Regions from separate parts of the Homo sapiens genome. Here region 1 is linked to region 2. Evidence: chromatin loops called from intact Hi-C (ENCODE). Cell type or tissue: heart right ventricle. All regions are shown on one strand. Each heading gives the region's core, and the rest is flanking DNA. Links, peaks and the distances in the headings are about the cores only.

Region 1 (8,976 bases), core at 2,682-5,181, 55 kb before region 2:
TCAGCAACACAGAAACACTGTGTAGTGAACAAAAATATTATTGTGAAACATGCTGCAGCAAACAAGAAGCCCAGAAAAGGTAGGTAAAGATTTAGCTCAGGGTTATCTTTGTGTGGTGAGAAGGATCCCGACTGTGGGGCCCAGCAGGGTTGGCTTTGAATCAATCTCAGCTACCTGGGCTTGTAGCCATGGAGCCTTGGGGAAGTCAGTTATCCTCCTCACCAGTGAAACTGGGATAAGAACGCTGACCTTGGAGAGAACAACTTGGAGAGTTGTCTGTCCGATTGTTTACTTATTTGTTTATTCATTCAGTCATTCAGCAAATATTTGTTGAGCCCTGCCATGTGCCAGATATTATGCTAGATAAACAAGTAATGATTAAATATAATCACTATTCTCTTGAGATTAAAGGTAAATTATATAAAGTACTTAGCAGAGTATATAACACATAGTAGACACCCAATATTATTTTTGTTTGTATTGCTTAAACATTAGGACCTCTTATTTAGAGACAGAGGTTTAAAAAATATATATCATTTCATAAGGACTCATGAGGAAATTATTAACACATCAGTTATAAGAATAGGTGATTAGAGGCTGGGCACAGTGGCTCACACCTATAATCCCAGCATTTTGGGAGGCCAAGACAGGCCGATCATTTGAGGTCAGGAGTTTGAGACCAGCCTGGCCAACATGGTGAAACCCCGTCTCTACTAAAAACACAAAAATTAGCTGGGCATGGTGCCAGGTGCCTATGATCCCACCTACTCGGGAGGCTGAGGCAGGAGAATCACTTAAGCCCAGGAGGCAGAGGTTACAGTGAGCTGAGATCGTACTACTGCACTCCAGCCTGGGTGACAGAGTGAGACTCTGTATCAAAAAAAGAAAAAAGAAAAAGAACAGGTGATAAGAAAGTTAGAAAGTTATTGCACCACCTTTCCTGCACACTAGACAGTTACAGTTCTTGGAAAATCTGGAATAACCCCCATTAATCTGCTCCTACAAGCCAGGAAAGTTGCCATTTCAGTCATCCTGCGAAGGCTTCCTGTGAGTTAAATCTATCTTGTCAGTGGTTCTGGAGTATTCAAGGCAGCTGGCAGATGCTCAATACTGCTGTCTAAAACCCTCAGGGGTCTAGACCTGAGGTTGAGATCATTTCTCTGCCCAGCCTTCCCAGGCGTTCACTCCAAACATGTACACTTTTCTTTGCTGCAAAACTTACAGATGGTTAGTCACCTTAGCGGGCAGTCCTCAAGGAGGTAGGTAGATACCTTTTGTTAGTAAAGAAGGTCACTCATGTCTGTCCCCCATCCTTATAACCTCAATCTGCCTAAGGCTGGCCTGGGGTCTTCCTTTGTGGCATTAAGACATTTTTTGTTCAGCCCTGGGGGGTTTATATATTGCAATGTCATGTGTTCCCATAAAACATGGGGTTCCCCATACTTCTTATTTCTCTACTGTTGTTTTACTTGCTTATTTATATGAACAGGGCTTTTCCTTAATAGATTCCTTAAAACTATTCTTCTAAAATTTGTCTTTTTCACATACTATGCATTAAAAATGTACACAAACTAAATGGCATTTACACTTAATTCAGTACATTCATGGAATGGGGGCTGGAAGGTAACTGGAAGACCCTCTATTCTAGCAGTGTACTCTGCATAAACTGTTGCCTTTGCGACTTTTTACTGAGAAATGTTAATGGTCACCTAGTAAAAAAACTTTTCTATGTTTATATAAGTTTGGGAAGTGCAACATCAAACAACAGAACAATTCCTTTACTGCAGGATTTCTCAAAGTCTTCAGTCTGGTAATGTACACATAGGATCTTCAAAGCAGAAAGTAGCATCATCCAAACTTACTTAGCCACAGAAACACCACATCTGTTAACATCTCCAGTGCTCTCCTGAGCCCAGTTTGTGAAATGTAGCCCTAAGCCAACCCCTGCATTTTATAAATAAGGAAACTGAGAGCTAGAGAAGGGAAGTGACTTGCCCAAGATCACAAGGGTCGGAATGAGAGTGAGCCTGGCACGCTTGGTGTCCCGATGCCCAAGAGTGTGTGTCAGAAGCATCCATCCTCCTGCCAGTCCTCAGAACCTGTAAGTCCAGCAGTCGGCATCATCTACCTTGTCCTCTTCCCAGCTTCCTGTTCTCAAAAGCTCTCAACCTTCCTCTCCATCATCTCAGGGGGTAGATTGTCCAAATATCATTTCTCTCTGGAAGGCACAGGGCAGTGATGGAGAACAATTGCACAGCCTATTTTTATTTGTACAAAAATTCTGGAACGTCTCCTTCCAACAAACAGACACACACCATTGTACATTTCTCCTGCTGGGAGCCAGGGATGTAGGATAAGTCAGCTCTATATATGCCAGCATACTTTTATCCTTGCAAACTGTTTGGTTGTTTGCTGGTTTGAAGTTGGATAGAACCTCCTACTATTCTGTTTGTGCAGATGACAGTGTATTCTCTTCCCCTAATAGGTGTTGGGTACAACTGATTTTCTATTTCTTGGTTTCTTAGGATGAGGGTAAAAAAGCTGCCCATGATCTTGGCCCTGCACCTAAAGCGGTTCAAGTACATGGAGCAGCTGCACAGATACACCAAGCTGTCTTACCGTGTGGTCTTCCCTCTGGAACTCCGGCTCTTCAACACCTCCAGTGATGCAGTGAACCTGGACCGCATGTATGACTTGGTTGCGGTGGTCGTTCACTGTGGCAGGTAAGGGCAAGACTGGAAGCAGGTATACAGGGTAAGTGTAAGGGTTGCCTCTTCGCTGAAGTATACCCAGCTGCACCTTTCCTGGGCCGTGGCACTCAATAGTTTTGGGATCTCTGCCAAACTCTTACTGATCATCACAAAAAATATATAAACATGCCTGCAGGCACATAAAATAAAGAGCATTCCAGTAATGATAATCTAAATGTTCTATCATGAGAGAAATTACTTAATAAATCTCCATTGCATGAAAACGATGGTTATGAAGAATTTGAAATAACATGGAGAAATAAATGTCTATGCTATGATTTTAATTTTTAAAAAGCCAAGTTGCATTTACAGTATGATCTCAAAAGTATTTTAAGATGTGTAAATAAAGACTAGAAGCAATGGATCAAATTTAATAATTTTTTGGCACTTTGAGTGATTAAAAATATATTCTTAAAAAATATTCTTTGTTATTTTTGGTCTTTCCCCAACATTCTGTAATAAGTATATAATCAGAAAAAAGATAAGAGAGAGAAGGCCTCTAGATATGGAGAGGCAAAGCATTTTGCCAAAATTCCTTTGAGCAGCTATTTTTTATTCCATAATTTGGTATAAGGGAAGAAAAGTATCTTGAAAATTCACCTGTTTGTTATTCTTTGCTCAGTTGGGACAGGTTTATGTTCTGTCTTGGGAGTAGGCACAGCTTTCCCCCTGCCCTCATAGGTTTTAGATTGGGGCATGTCATAGAGCAAGAGTCTTTCTCCTCCATCTGTTAAGGTCGGATTATGGTGAATACACCATTACCAGGAGACTACCATTGCCACGCAGAGGAATAGGTTGATATATTTTTAATTGTGTACTAGGGTAGATGGCATCAGAAACTGTATAACTTCACATCTGAAGCACCCCATATTTTATCCTGTGTGTATTAACTTTAAGTCACTGGATATTTTCTTGTATTCTCAGTAAAATGATATTTATTGGCTAGTTATATGCCAGTTTTGTGGTGTTCTCCCTAAAGAACACCTGTTATTCTTTTGAAGAACACAGGGTTCCAGTGATCTGGAACCCAGCCTTGAGCACTGGATGAGGCCTCACATTGGTGCAGGGTTGGGGAAGATCTTAGGGCAGGCAGAGCCTGGGACCTGGTGGGCATTGTGGCTAAAGTGGGTGGCAGGGGTGGTGTGGACAGGAGGGCCCCTTGCACAGGGTACACAGGACTTTCAGTGTGGGTCTCTGTGGGTGCCCAATTCAAATCCTTGGGAGGACTGGCAGAGACACAGGTAAGGGAACTGGACGTTCAGCGGGAGGTTGGGTTCTCTAAGGTCAGTTTCTGTAATGTGAGCACAAGGTCAGAAGAGCCCTGGTAGCAGAGCTCAGTTGGTGCCAAGTCATGCATGCCACTAACTAGGATTCTTCAAACTCCTCCCCACAGAAGTAGCATTGTTCTCCTATGTGGAGCAGGGCTGGCCTATGCTTGCGGATTGGGTGGCTTCCAGGTAGCACTGGAAAGCTTTGAGGTTAGGGAGCTGGGCCTGCCTTCCCTTCCATGCCAGGACCTCCTGGCCCACAGTTGCAGCAGGTGCATAGCCTCATGCACTGATTTCTGCTGCAAGTTTTTTTTTAAGCTCATATATTCTGGATTCCATGCCAGGATCTGAAAATAGAGTAACGAAAAGACACACAGCACAGGGACCCTGCCCTCACAAAGCTTATAATCTATCTGGAAAGACTGATAATGAACAAATAAACACACCACCCTGCTACCCCCAAAAACAAACCACTGCAGATAATTTATGATTTTGATCAGTGCTATCAGGAATAAGCAGGGAGATGAGGGAGTGAGTGATGGGAGATACATCTTCAGGTGAGTTGGTCAGCAGAGATTCATCTGGGGAGGTGACATTTGAGCACAGGGCTAAATAGAATGCAGTTGGGGGAGGATTATCTCTGGCAGAGTTTACAGCAATGCAAAGGCCCATAATATGAAGGGGGCAGTGTGTGAGAGGAGCCAGATGGGCTGGAGCTCAGAGGGAAAGGGAGACAGTAGCTGGAGGAGGCTGGAGAAAGGGCAGGAACAGATCATTGCCATCATCTTGTGTTGAAAGAGGGTAAACAGAGGGGGAAGTTTGGCTTTTTCAACTTTAACAGTGCATTAAAAAACAGTTTTAGGTTTAGGATTGAAATCTCCTCACTTGTGCAAATCTAACCTAACTACATAGTAACAGGTGCTTAGTTGTCCTTTCTGCTTTTTTCCATATAGCATAGTATACGGCTTTTTAACACTTGTTACTATGCATATTGGTTTATTAATGTCTTTCTAAAGCATAGATCATACAACTCCTTAAAATTCCCCATTTCTTCCTGGCTTGCTCAAGCAAAGCCTAAAATCTTACCTGCAATTCCTTCTACTGCGCCTGCCCCTCAGCCCCCTCTGGTCTTCCCCGCCTCGCTCACTCTGCTGCTCTGGCCTCCTTTGGCCTCTCTGCTCTTCCTGAACACACCAAGTGCTACTCGCCCACCCCAGGCCTTTGCACTTGCTATTCCCTATTTCTGAAACTTCCATCCCAGAGTCACATGGCTTCTCTCCACGCCCTGACCCCCACCCCTACCCCTCCCCCTGCCATTTCCTTCAGGGAAATTTCCTTCTACTCACATTATCAAAGTGGCCTCCCTTCACTTTCCATCAAATATTACCTCCTCCCATCACTCATATCCCATTACCCTGCTTCATCCTTCTCCATGACACTTCTCACCACTTGACATACATTTATAAGTTTAGTTTGTGTATTGCCAATCTAGCCCCTACCCCAAGTCCTAAGTAAGTGGGGTCTTTGTTTTGTTCACTGCTTCTTCCCCTGACAGCTAGAATAGGGCCTGGCACAGAATACGTAGAGAGTAATTTTTTGTTAATATTTGCTGAATTTGAGTGTCTGTTTTTGCTGCTGGATTATGAGTCCTTAGGAGACATCTCTTCTGCACACTTTTGTATTCCCCTGTGTCCAGCATGGTGTTGTAAACATAGACATGAGCTATATGCCAAGTTCTTTACGCTGATGACATAGTTTTTTTTCCCAGAGAATCACTGCTTATAAAGAGCTAAGTAGAGTTTTATAAAGAGATAAATGTTAACTTGCTAACTGCCTTTTATTTGTTCTTTTCCAGTGGTCCTAATCGTGGGCATTATATCACTATTGTGAAAAGTCACGGCTTCTGGCTTTTGTTTGATGATGACATTGTAGAGGTTGGTTTGCAGATTATTCTCCAGTAGTCATAGAGCATCAGTAGTATTTCGGAGAATGTGTATGTATAGACATTTTCTAAAATAGGCCTGTTTCCCCATAATGTAATTTGAAAACAACTTAAATTTGTATTCAAAACCAAATTCTGCTAATCCCCATGCTCCATGGAAAGGGAGAAGGGGTGTGATCATGGACTCACTGACGCTGTGTTCTCCACGGTTCATCCATAGACATGGGATCTCTCTATCTGTGCCACCGTAAATCAGACTTCAGTCTAAGTCTTGTTTCTTATCATGACTAAAGCCCCCTCTGATACAGGGCAAACAATAGACTTCAAAGTTGTATTAAAATTATTATAACAAATTTTTCTTGTATTGATTATTGTTTAAAATATTTTATTCAGTCTGTTGGATCTGGAAATCTTTATATTATACCAATACATTCTATGTATTGATTTTGTTATAAAAGAATACTAGCTGGAATGAATTCTACACTCAAAGACATGATCTATTTTAACCCACTAAGGTAGCAGTTTTAGTGGAATAACACCAAAAGAGATGAACTCTGGTGGCCGAAAAGACTTAGGGCTATTTCCAGGACCCATCAGTTTACCATCTGGGAGATGTCTTGGCTTGTTCTTCAAAGAGTGCCCACACAGGGTTGCTAATGCATGAAGGCATTGCCTTCTTTCCCAGAGATGTACAATTTATGTGATGATGTCCTTTAGCCAAGTCTGTGGAATTCTCCATTTGCTATTGAAAGTTCCTAATGATGATTTCATAACAAATTGTGTTCCTTGCATTTTAATATATATTCCATTAGTTTTTATTTCCTTTCCCCAGGAATCATGTTAAGTAATTGTGTTGTTTTCTTTCTCCTTTATTGCAGAAAATAGATGCTCAAGCTATTGAAGAATTCTATGGCCTGACGTCAGATATATCAAAAAATTCAGAATCTGGATATATTTTATTCTATCAGTCAAGAGAGTAACTGAAAGACCTGCGGGACTGATTCACGTGGGGAGAATGTTCACAGCACTGTCACCCGGCTTCTCCGCAGGCTTTCCTCTTCCCCAGTGGCCCACTAATGGTATCACTCCGAGTCTCAATGGTCTGGCTGTGTTAGACTCTCTCCTTTTGTGTTTTTACATGCAGCACTACTCTTGGTTTTATTTCAGTCTGACATAGAGTTAACTGCAATCAGATTGTAGTCTGATTTATATGAATAACGGTTGCTAATTTTAGGACTGGGTGAAAGCTATGCCATTCATTATGTCTGGCTGTATTAGAATGACATTTCCTATGAATGTCTACGGTCTGTTTTAGGTGTTTGCTAAACTTCTATGGCTTCCAGGGTCTTCTTACAATGCATTCCTTTAACTTGTCCCTGGAAGCATTGCTACCCATTTTCAGCTTCTCTGCCTCTCTTCTGATACAAGGACAGAAGAATTGGGTAGATATTCACCTTTTAGGGGTGCAAGTATAGCTTTAAGTTTGTGCAAGTGAAAATGTTGAAAAGTGAGTAACCTCGATATTAAAATCATCCTTGACATGAAACAGGGTGAAGAGAAGCTGTCCGTGGCGGCTGGTGTTGGCTGGCATTGGCACTGGGCTGTGCTGACCTAGCCATTACAATTCCAGGGGCTAAGAAGGCTCAGGGCAGACAAAGTCAAGAGGAGGAAGTTTTTGTGGACAATGAAAAGTTATTTTCGTACCTTTCTACCAAAACCAAGTTTCAGGAAAATAACTCTATGTTGTTTATTTTCAGTGACACTTATGTAAGGCCCTGTGAGTTGTATTTATCCTGTATCCGGCACTGCTAAGCTTTTCAAGGTATCTTTCCAATCCTGCTGATGTGGCAGTCAATGGCTGCAGGGCTGGCAAACCTCCCCTTAGCCAGTCAGCACGGCATTGTTCCTTATCAGGAATAACAAAGGTACTACATCTTTCCAGCCATCAGCACGTTGTACAACTTAACTTTTTAACATAGTCCGTCTGTTTACTGAGGCACTGGCGAGTCCCAGGGCTGATACAGAACCTTCCCTAGAGGGAATACCAGAGTTAGCTGGGTATAGAGGTGGCTCAAAGGAAGTGTCCGTGGGCAGGGGGAGGAATGAACAAAATGGCGCTGTTTCTTTGGCTCAGACTCCTAGAATGCTTGACAAGACAGAATTTTTTTGGAAGAACCTCATCTCACTATAGTTACTTTTTTCACTTTTGTTATATATGTATTTATTAGAGCATTTGAATATTGGTACCTTTAAAAGGGTCATTTGGTGTTTTGCTGTTGAGCTGGTTTTTGAGTCATAGATCTTGGCTTCCTTTAGAAGCCACTTAACTTCCATACACTATAATAAACTGTGAACATATTTTTGTTACCTAATGCATCCACTGATGAACATGCAAACTTTGGGCATAATGTGAACTAAAATTGAAATGGAAAATGTTAGTGGCCATTTTGCAACAATGAAGAGGATAGCACTTTATCTAGATGAAAACTGGATTTCTTATCTTTGAAATATCTTGAACTGTTTATTGCTCAGAACTTAAGTAAGCATGCCAACATTTCGTTTGTTTATGCTTGAAGTGAAATGTTTTACTTTTCACTGGAGAAGACAAAACAGGGTGATCTTCATGTTATTGTTTTATACAAGTGATGGAAATGTACCTTGCCTTGTTTAGAGGCAATTTCACATTTATAAATATTTTTTTTTCCTCCATGAAACTTACGCAGTAATCACTACCTGGAAGGTGAGTTTTGATCTCTTTTTAAGGAGAGGCACTTTCCAACTGAAGGTGATTGATGTAGGGAAATGTTTGTACTATATAGAATCCATATATTTGACTGCAAGTTACAAAGTTTTAAGAACATGATGGTTGGTCTCTAATATATTTGGAACTGATTCATAAGAAAAGTTATTAAAATTATCTTTGAAACACCTCTTGAAGCTAATTTATTAGAAAAAATATTTCAGTTGGAAGGCTGTAGAAGTAATGTTTAAATGCTAAGTCATAAGTTCAGGATAT
Region 2 (8,976 bases), core at 3,839-6,338:
TTGAATACCTGTCAGGTATAAGGCACTCAAGTTTAGTGTGATTGCAAGATAAAAGGATTCTATGGAGTGAAATAGATACTTTAAAATGTAGCTGTATCTTGAATGGTGTGTACTAAGAAACAGTGGCTATGGTGTCAGTCATGTAGATTAAAAACAACAAAAAAGTGAGAGGGCTCTATTGCATACCAGGCATGCCTTGCACAGCGAATTTAATTCATGCTGGGTGACGGCTACTTCCTGGGATTAGTCTGTGCATGCATGGATGGAGAATTGCTTTTATTCTGCTTGGAACTCTAAGCAGGTAATTTTAATAAATGTAAAAGTCCCGTCCCCTGCCTGTTGACCCACTAAATGTTGACAATCTCCATGATATATTGATAAGTGGACAAACACATATGCAGAACAGTATGTATAGCAAGTTACCATGTATATAAAATGAGAGAAAAAATTTACACATAGCTGTTCCTTCTTTATCAATATTGCTAGGTGCTCAGGATATAGAAGTAAACAAAAGATGAAATCACTACCCTCAGGGAGCTTTTACACTACGGGTATAAAAAAATGGATTTATTTTAGATACTGAGTAGGGTGTGTAATTAGTGAGAACTAAATTGAGGAAATTCATTAAATTGGGCAAATGGGGAAAAGATAGTTTAGATTCAATGAAATGAAAGGTAATGATATAACTTTTATGAGTGTACAGGACTCAAACTAAGTGAATAGAGAAAACAACTCAAGCTCTCTTAACCACCACTAACAACTAGTAACAGGGAGTTGGGGGTGGGATTCAATGGATTTCTCCCAAAATTCCAGGAGGAATTGAACAGCTAATCCTGAGGAGGGTAGGTGTGGACCCCAGTTGTGACATTCATGAGACACAGCTCTCAACTCCCAGCTTTGTGTCTCTACATTTAAATTTTTCAGAGAGAGAAATCATCACACTATGAATCACACCAAGACTAGCCTGAATGCTCAGGAGCTGGGCTCCCCCATTTCCTCATGCGACAGTAAGACCCGCTTCCTTCCAGTAAGGAAGAAAGGATAAGGCAAGATCTGTTGAGTCGCTTCTTTTAACAGCCTGAATCCTTTCATTTCCTGCCCCCTTTTTATTTTACCCAAAGCAGCCCAGAATTGCCCTCCTATTTGCCCATCCTCTTCCTGGTTCCCTGGCAGAGGCCGAGGTGGTTAAGGGCAGTGCTAGAGGTGGGGGCTCAAGGACTTGCAGATCCCCTGGGTCCTTTTGCTTTTTCCTGATACTCACCCTGCTGCCCTACGCCAATGACCGACACCAGTCCCTTCCAACAGTTACTGTCATGCATAACCAACACCACCAAAGAATTGTGCAGTCCTTGGAAAGTGTGCAGTGGCGAATTAGCCTTTCCTGAATTCTGGGAAGATATTTTTATGTAAGAGAAGTCACATAGTTTAGTGATTACCAGCTCAGGTGCTGAAGCCGAATAGCAGTGGGTTCAAACTCCAGCTCTGCCAATGACTCACTGTGTAATACTGGTGGGTTTTGTGACCTGTATATTTTGGTTTCCTCAGGTGTAAATCTGAGACAGTAATAACAATACATATGGGGTTGCACAGCAGACTCACTCAAACTAGACAGCCTGTGGGACTCCACCAACTGCCAACTTGGTAACTGCTATGGTTTGGCTGTGTCCTCACCCAAATCTTATCTTGAATCATAGTTCACACAATTCCCACGTCTTGGGAGGGACCTGGTGGGAGGTAATTGAATCATGGAGGCAGGTCTTTCCTGTGCTGTTCTCGTGACAGTGAATAAGTTTCAAAAGATCTGATGGTTTCATAAAGGAGAGTTTCCCTGCACAAGTTTTCTGTCTTGCTGCCGCCATGTAAGAAGTGCCTTTTGCTTTCTGCCATGATTATGAGGCCTCCCTAGCCACATGGAACTGTGAGTTCGTTAAACCTCTTTTTCATTATAAATTACCCAGTCTCAGGTATGTCTTTATCAGCTGCATGAAAACCGACTAATACAGTGACCTTGGCCAGTCATTTACTTTCTCTGTGTCCCAGGTGCCCTCTTCTGCAAATGGGATAAATTATCCAGGAAGATGCCTTGAAGGGCTGTTGGAAAGACAAATGAGTTAATATGTGTGTTATGGGTTGAATTGTGTCCCCCTCAAAACAAACTGGAGTCCTAACCTCCAAGACCTCAGAAGGTGACCTTATTTGAAAACAGGGTCTTCACAGAAGTAATCAACTTAAAATAAAGTTATTAGTGTGTGCCCTAATCCAGCATGACCAGTGCCCTTTTGAAAAGGAGAGATTTGGATACAGACATACAAAGGGAAAATGCCATGTGAAGGCAAAGGCAGAGACTAGGGTGTTGCATCTACAAGCCAAGGAATACCAAAGATTGCCAGCAAACCCCCAGAAGCTGGGAGAGGGGTGTGGAACAGAGTCTCCTTCATAGCTTCAGAAGAAACCAAAACTGCTGACACCTAGATCTTGGATGCCTGGCCTCCAGAACTGTGGAAAAATACAATTTCTGTTGTTGAAGCCACCCAGTCTGTGGTACTTTGTTATGGCGAACCTAGGACTTTAATACAGTATACAAAGCACTTAGGATAGTTTGGAGGGACTATTACTGTTATTATTATTATTGGACAGAATCTCTCTATGTTGCCCAGGCTGGATTGCAATGGCACAATCTCAGCTCACTGCAACCTCTGCCTCCTGGGTTCAAGCGACTCTCCTGCCTCAGCCTCCTGAGTAGCTGGGACTACATGTGTGAGCCACCATAACTGGTTAATTTATTTTTATTTATTTTATTTTATTTTTATTTATTATTATTATTATTATTTTTTGAGATGGAGTTTTGCTCTTGTTGCCCAGGCTGGAGTGCAGTGGTGTGATCTCAACTCACTGCAACTTCTGCCTCCCAGGTTCAAGCAATTCTTGTGCCTCAACCTCCCGAGTAGCTGGGATTACAGGCGCTTGCCACAAAGCCCAGCTAATTTTGTATTTTTAGTAGAGACAGGGTTTCGCCATGTTGGCCAGGCTGGTCTTGAACTCTTGACCTCAAGTGATCCGCCCACCTCAGGCTCCTAAAGTGCTGGGATTACAGGTGTGAGCCACCACAACCGGCTGTGGAAGGACTATTATGCAGAGCTTTAAATGAGTTACTATAGGCACCCGGCAGTAAGTGATCAATGACTGTCAATCACTATTTTTGGAACAAAGGACTCAGTGGTTCAGGATGACAGTATCCTTATCACAGATACTTCCATAGAAGGAGGAATCCATCAACAAAGGCAAAACTTGGTTTCTTTTTTAGGGTGGTTGCTTATTTCACTTGAACGTATGAGGCAAGGTCAAGGTCTGCCTGCCGCTCTGCTCAGTGTTTAGTGAGAAACCCTCGACTTCAGATTGTGGGGCAGCCAGGAAGACAGCAGGCTGGGGTAGGAGATTAGGGTGCGAACAAACCTTGTCCCTGCAACTCTGTGCCAGGCTACACTACCAGAACTCAGAACGCGGAATTTCAAAGCTGCTGAGGAGAACAGGCTGTGAAACACCCACTACCCCAAAATGACGGGAGCCCTCATTTTTAGGAGCGTGGAGGCATGGATGGGTGCACCCACTCCTTGCTGGTGCCCAGTTGGGCTCAACTTTGTCCTTCCTCTTGATGTTGTGCTTGAAACTGCCATCCTCTCCTGAGCATGCAAAACGACTCAAAATCCTGAGTGCTGTTTTTCTTTTTTGGCTGTTGTTTTCAAGAAAGAGCAATCTAGCTGATGCTCTCTATTTTATCCTCAGTTAACACACTGTGATTACAGCCTGACTCCCCCACCACGTCCTGTAAAAACGAAGGGTGGGTATGTGAAAATTGCCTCTGGTGTTTTTAGCACTAAGGAAAAAACTATTCATTTGTTCTCCACAGGCATGCTGATATCTTATAAAATCCTCCTGGGCCACAGATTGTGAGGTCACTCTAGGCGAGAACAGGACAGCCTCTTCCATCAAACTCCCTTTGGCATTCACTTGACTGGTCCACTTCAGTTCATTGTTTAAGAATAATAATGATGCGATGATCATGCATCCTTCTGCAGCTTATCTGAGGAGAGGAGATGGGGTGAAAAGTATATATTTTTTTTCAAACAGGAAGCTCTTTTTGGTAAAATATATCAGCCCCTTATATTCTGTTGGTATAAGACATTTCCCCAGAATGCCCTGGGTGAGCTCAAATGTCTGTGCAGCTTGTCCTGAGGGCTCCACAAGGTTCTGTACTAACCTGTTTTTCAATTCTGCACCATCCAACACAGTAGCCACTGGCTGCATGTGGCTACTAAGCACTTGAGACATGGCTTGTCCAAATTGAGATATGCTATAACTGTACAATACTCACCAGATCTCAAAGATTTAGTACAGAAAAAGAATGCAAAAGATCTTATTCACAGGTGTCTTTACTGACTACATGGTGAAATAATAGTATATTTGATATGTAGGTTAAATATTATTGAAGTATTACTTAACCTATTTTTAAAATTTCACCTTTTCTCTTTACCTTTTTATAAAATAATTGTTTTCCATTAAAAGTTTAGTCCAGCTTTCCAGAAATTGATACGCAACCTTTCCTTCAGATCTTTTATCTCTCCTTGATAGCTTTTTATGCTCGGTTCCAATGACTTCGCAATCTGGTACCAAATGTTAGAATATGTATTTGAGTCTCTGCCTTGGTCGATCTATTCATCTTTAAAACAGAGGGCTGGATGTGACAGGACTCCAGAGGCTCCTCCTGGCTCTAGCATTTTATGATTCTGTTTTAAAATTTGAGACCTGAAAAGGAGAAAACTCTAGATTAATTTCTGAAAGTCTTGACATTTGAGGGGTGATAAGGTTTTCCGAAGATAAAATCTTTTTAATGGATCCTCTTCCTGCTGAGCTGGAAGCCTGGAATCAGTCCAGCGAGTCGTAGGGCAAGGAGGGGCAATGCTGCCTCCTACTGGGCTAAAGGGGAGCAGCAGGTCTAGAGGGGAAGTGTCCCTGTGCAGCCACTAAGTGCTGGCCAAATCTGAGACAGTGAGGGCAATAACGGCTCCGGCAGCAGATGCAAAGTGTTAGTGTGGGGGACCCCAACAACTCCTTTAGTGGGCTTGCTCGGTCTGCCCCACATCTCTTGCCAAAAGTTCAACATTTGATTCAAATAGGAGCTGACTGTCCCCTTCTGGTCATAGCAATTGCTCTGAGTGTCTGTCATCTGGGCAGGTGAAGCTGCGAGGATGTGAACACAGGATCTGTGCTCTCAGGATTCAGCCTCAAGGAGACAGCAGGCCTGTGAGAAGGTGCCCGACAAGCCAGGAGGAGCAGACTCAGGAGGAGGGGCTGGGTGTGTTGGAACAGGCCTGTGGTCCAAGCTGCTCTTGGGGGAGGCTGAGGTGGGAGGATCGCTTGAGTCTAGGACTTGGAGGTTGTAGTGAGCTGTGATTGCACCATTGCACTCCAGCCTGGAGACCCTGTCTCAAAGACAGAGAGGGAGAGAGAGAGAGAGAGAGGGAAAGAGAGAGAGAGAGAGAGAGAAGACAGACAGACAGGAGAGAGAGGGGAGTGTTAGCTTAGGCTAGTCCAAATTGAGTTTTTTCCCCGTTTGACCAAGAGTCCTGACCAGTACACTCTATAAAGCATTCGTTGTTGTTGTTGTTGTTTTAAGATGGGGTTCTTCTAGAGTCGCCCAAGCTGGAGTGCAGTGGTGCGATCATAGCTCACAGTAGTCTCAACCTTTGAGGCTCAAGTGATCATCTGCCTCAGCCTCCTGAGTAGCTGAGAGTACAGGCATGCACCACCACACATGGCTAATTTTTGTATTTTTTTGTTGAAATGGGGTCCCACTATGTTGCCTAGGCTGATCTTGAACTCCTGGGCTCAAGCAAACCTCCTGCCTCAGCCTTGAACAGTACTGGGATTACAAGGATGAGCCACCACTCCAGGCCTATAACACATTCTTTTTTTTTTTTTTTTCTCAGGAATTAACATATTTTATTACTGTTGGCTGTGAATTCAACCTTAAATTTTTGTCCAGATTAGAAAAAATATATACATGAATACATTTATTCACTTCCTCTTTTTTTTTTTTTTTTAATTTTTTTTTTTTTTTATTATACTCTAAGTTTTAGGGTACATGTGCACATTGTGCAGGTTAGTTACATATGTATACGTGTGCCATGCTGGTGCGCTGCACCCACTAACGTGTCATCTAGCATTAGGTATATCTCCCAATGCTATCCCTCCCCCCTCCCCCGACCCCACCACAGTCCCCAGAGTGTGATATTCCCCTTCCTGTGTCCAAGTGATCTCATTGTTCAGTTCCAACCTATGAGTGACAATATGCGGTGTTTGGTTTTTTGTTCTTGCGATAGTTTACTGAGAATGATGGTTTCCAATTTCATCCATGTCCCTACAAAGGACATGAACTCATCATTTTTTATGGCTGCATAGTATTCCATGGTGTATATGTGCCACATTTTCTTAATCCAGTCTATCGTTGGACATTTGGGTTGGTTCCAAGTCTTTGCTATTGTGAATAGTGCCACAATAAACATACGTGTGCATGTGTCTTTATAGCAGCATGATTTATAGTCCTTTGGGTATATACCCAGTAATGGGATGGCTGGGTCAAATGGTATTTCTAGTTCTAGATCCCTGAGGAATCGCCACACTGACTTCCACAATGGTTGAACTAGTTTACAGTCCCACCAACAGTGTAAAAGTGTTCCTATTTCTCCACATCCTCTCCAGCACCTGTTGTTTCCTGACTTTTTAATGATTGCCATTCTAACTGGTGTGAGATGATATCTCATAGTGGTTTTGATTTGCATTTCTCTGATGGCCAGTGATGATGAGCATTTCTTCATGTGTTTTTTGGCTGCATAAATGTCTTCTTTTGAGAAGTGTCTGTTCATGTCCTTCGCCCACTTTTTGATGGGGTTGTTTGTTTTTTTCTTGTAAATTTGTTTGAGTTCATTGTAGATTCTGGATATTAGCCCTTTGTCAGATGAGTAGGTTGCGAAAATTTTCTCCCATGTTGTAGGTTGCCTGTTCACTCTGATGGTAGTTTCTTTTGCTGTGCAGAAGCTCTTTAGTTTAATTAGATCCCATTTGTCAATTTTGGCTTTTGTTGCCATTGCTTTTGGTGTTTTAGACATGAAGTCCTTGCCCACGCCTATGTCCTGGATGGTAATGCCTAGGTTTTCTTCTAGGGTTTTTATGGTTTTAGGTCTAACGTTTAAATCTTTAATCCATCTTGAATTGATTTTTGTATAAGGTGTAAGGAAGGGATCCAGTTTCAGCTTTCTACATATGGCTAGCCAGTTTTCCCAGCACCATTTATTAAATAGGGAATCCTTTCCCCATTGCTTGTTTTTCTCAGGTTTGTCAAAGATCAGATAGTTGTAGATATGTGGCATTATTTCTGAGGGCTCTGTTCTGTTCCATTGATCTATATCTCTGTTTTGGTACCAGTACCATGCTGTTTTGGTTACTGTAGCCTTGTAGTATAGTTTGAAGTCAGGTAGTGTGATGCCTCCAGCTTTGTTCTTTTGGCTTAGGATTGACTTGGCGATGCGGGCTCTTTTTTGGTTCCATATGAACTTTAAAGTAGTTTTTTCCAATTCTGTGAAGAAAGTCATTGGTAGCTTGATGGGGATGGCATTGAATCTGTAAATTACCTTGGGCAGTATGGCCATTTTCACGATATTGATTCTTCCTACCCATGAGCATGGAATGTTCTTCCATTTGTTTGTGTCCTCTTTTATTTCCTTGAGCAGTGGTTTTTAGTTCTCCTTGAAGAGGTCCTTCACGTCCCTTGTAAGTTGGACTCCTAGGTATTTTATTCTCTTTGAAGCAATTGTGAATGGGAGTTCACTCATGATTTGGCTCTCTGTTTGTCTGTTGTTGGTGTATAAGAATGCTTGTGATTTTTGTACATTGATTTTGCATCCTGAGACTTTGCTGAAGTTGCTTATCAGCTTAAGGAGATTTTGGGCTGAGACGATGGGGTTTTCTAGATAAACAATCATGTCGTCTGCAAACAGGGACAATTTGACTTCCTCTTTTCCTAATTGAATACCCTTTATTTCCTTCTCCTGCCTGATTGCCCTGGCCAGAACTTCCAACACTATGTTGAATAGGAGCGGTGAGAGAGGGCATCCCTGTCTTGTGCCAGTTTTCAAAGGGAATGTTTCCAGTTTTTGCCCATTCAGAATGATATTGGCTGTGGGTTTGTCATAGATAGCTCTTATTATTTTGAAATACGTCCCATCAATACCTAATTTATTGAGAGTTTTTAGCATGAAGGGTTGTTGAATTTTGTCAAGGGCTTTTTCTGCATCTATTGAGATAATCATGTGGTTTTTGTCTTTGGCTCTGTTTATATGCTGGATTGCATTTATTGATTTGCGTATATTGAACCAGCCTTGCATCCCAGGGATGAAGCCCACTTGATCATGGTGGATAAGCTTTTTGATGTGCTGCTGGATTCGGTTTGCCAGTATTTTATTGAGGATTTTTGCATCAATGTTCATCAAGGATATTGGTCTAAAATTCTCTTTTTTGGTTGTGTCTCTGCCCGGCTTTGGTATCAGAATGATGCTGGCCTCATAAAATGAGTTAGGGAGGATTCCCTCTTTTTCTATTGATTGGAATAGCTTCAGAAGGAATGGTACCAGTTCCTCCTTGTACCTCTGGTAGAATTCGGCTGTGAATCCATCTGGTCCTGGACTCTTTTTGGTTGGTAAACTATTGATTATTGCCACAATTTCAGAGCCTGTTATTGGTCTATTCAGAGATTCAACTTCTTCCTGGTTTAGTCTTGGGAGAGTGTATGTGTCGAGGAATGTATCCATTTCTTCTAGATTTTCTAGTTTATTAGCGTAGAGGTGTTTGTAGTATTCTCTGATGATAGTTTGTATTTCTGTGGGATCGGTGGTGATATCCCCTTTATCATTTTTTATTGTG

What was found. Hi-C counts contacts between places; a loop is a spot of excess contacts. Peaks named below come from ENCODE experiments on the same cell type or tissue, not always from the same donor. Only the 100,000 strongest peaks of a DNase experiment are listed, where the experiment ranks them.
Region 1: it touches region 2 in a loop (2.1-fold over the local background); 14 of 110 quality-filtered maps call a loop at or near these places.

What each region holds. Positions count from the first base shown.
Region 1 is chr4:52,595,604-52,604,579 of GRCh38, reverse strand. It overlaps USP46 (ubiquitin specific peptidase 46), which reads left to right. Exons shown (of 9, transcript NM_022832.4): 6 at 1-79; 7 at 2,526-2,723; 8 at 5,874-5,952; 9 at 6,839-8,976. The coding sequence ends at 6,940. Among named protein-coding and RNA genes, the nearest start is that of USP46, 59 kb to the left of the region's middle. In heart right ventricle, for the core only: no CTCF peak of the experiment used is centred there; a DNase peak (open chromatin) is centred at 4,170; H3K27ac peaks cover 1,981 bases.
Region 2 is chr4:52,541,628-52,550,603 of GRCh38, reverse strand. No RefSeq gene overlaps it. Among named protein-coding and RNA genes, the nearest start is that of USP46, 110 kb to the left of the region's middle. In heart right ventricle, for the core only: a CTCF peak has its summit at 4,965 (motif pointing left); DNase peaks (open chromatin) are centred at 3,896 and 4,973; H3K4me3 peaks cover 488 bases; H3K27ac peaks cover 1,543 bases.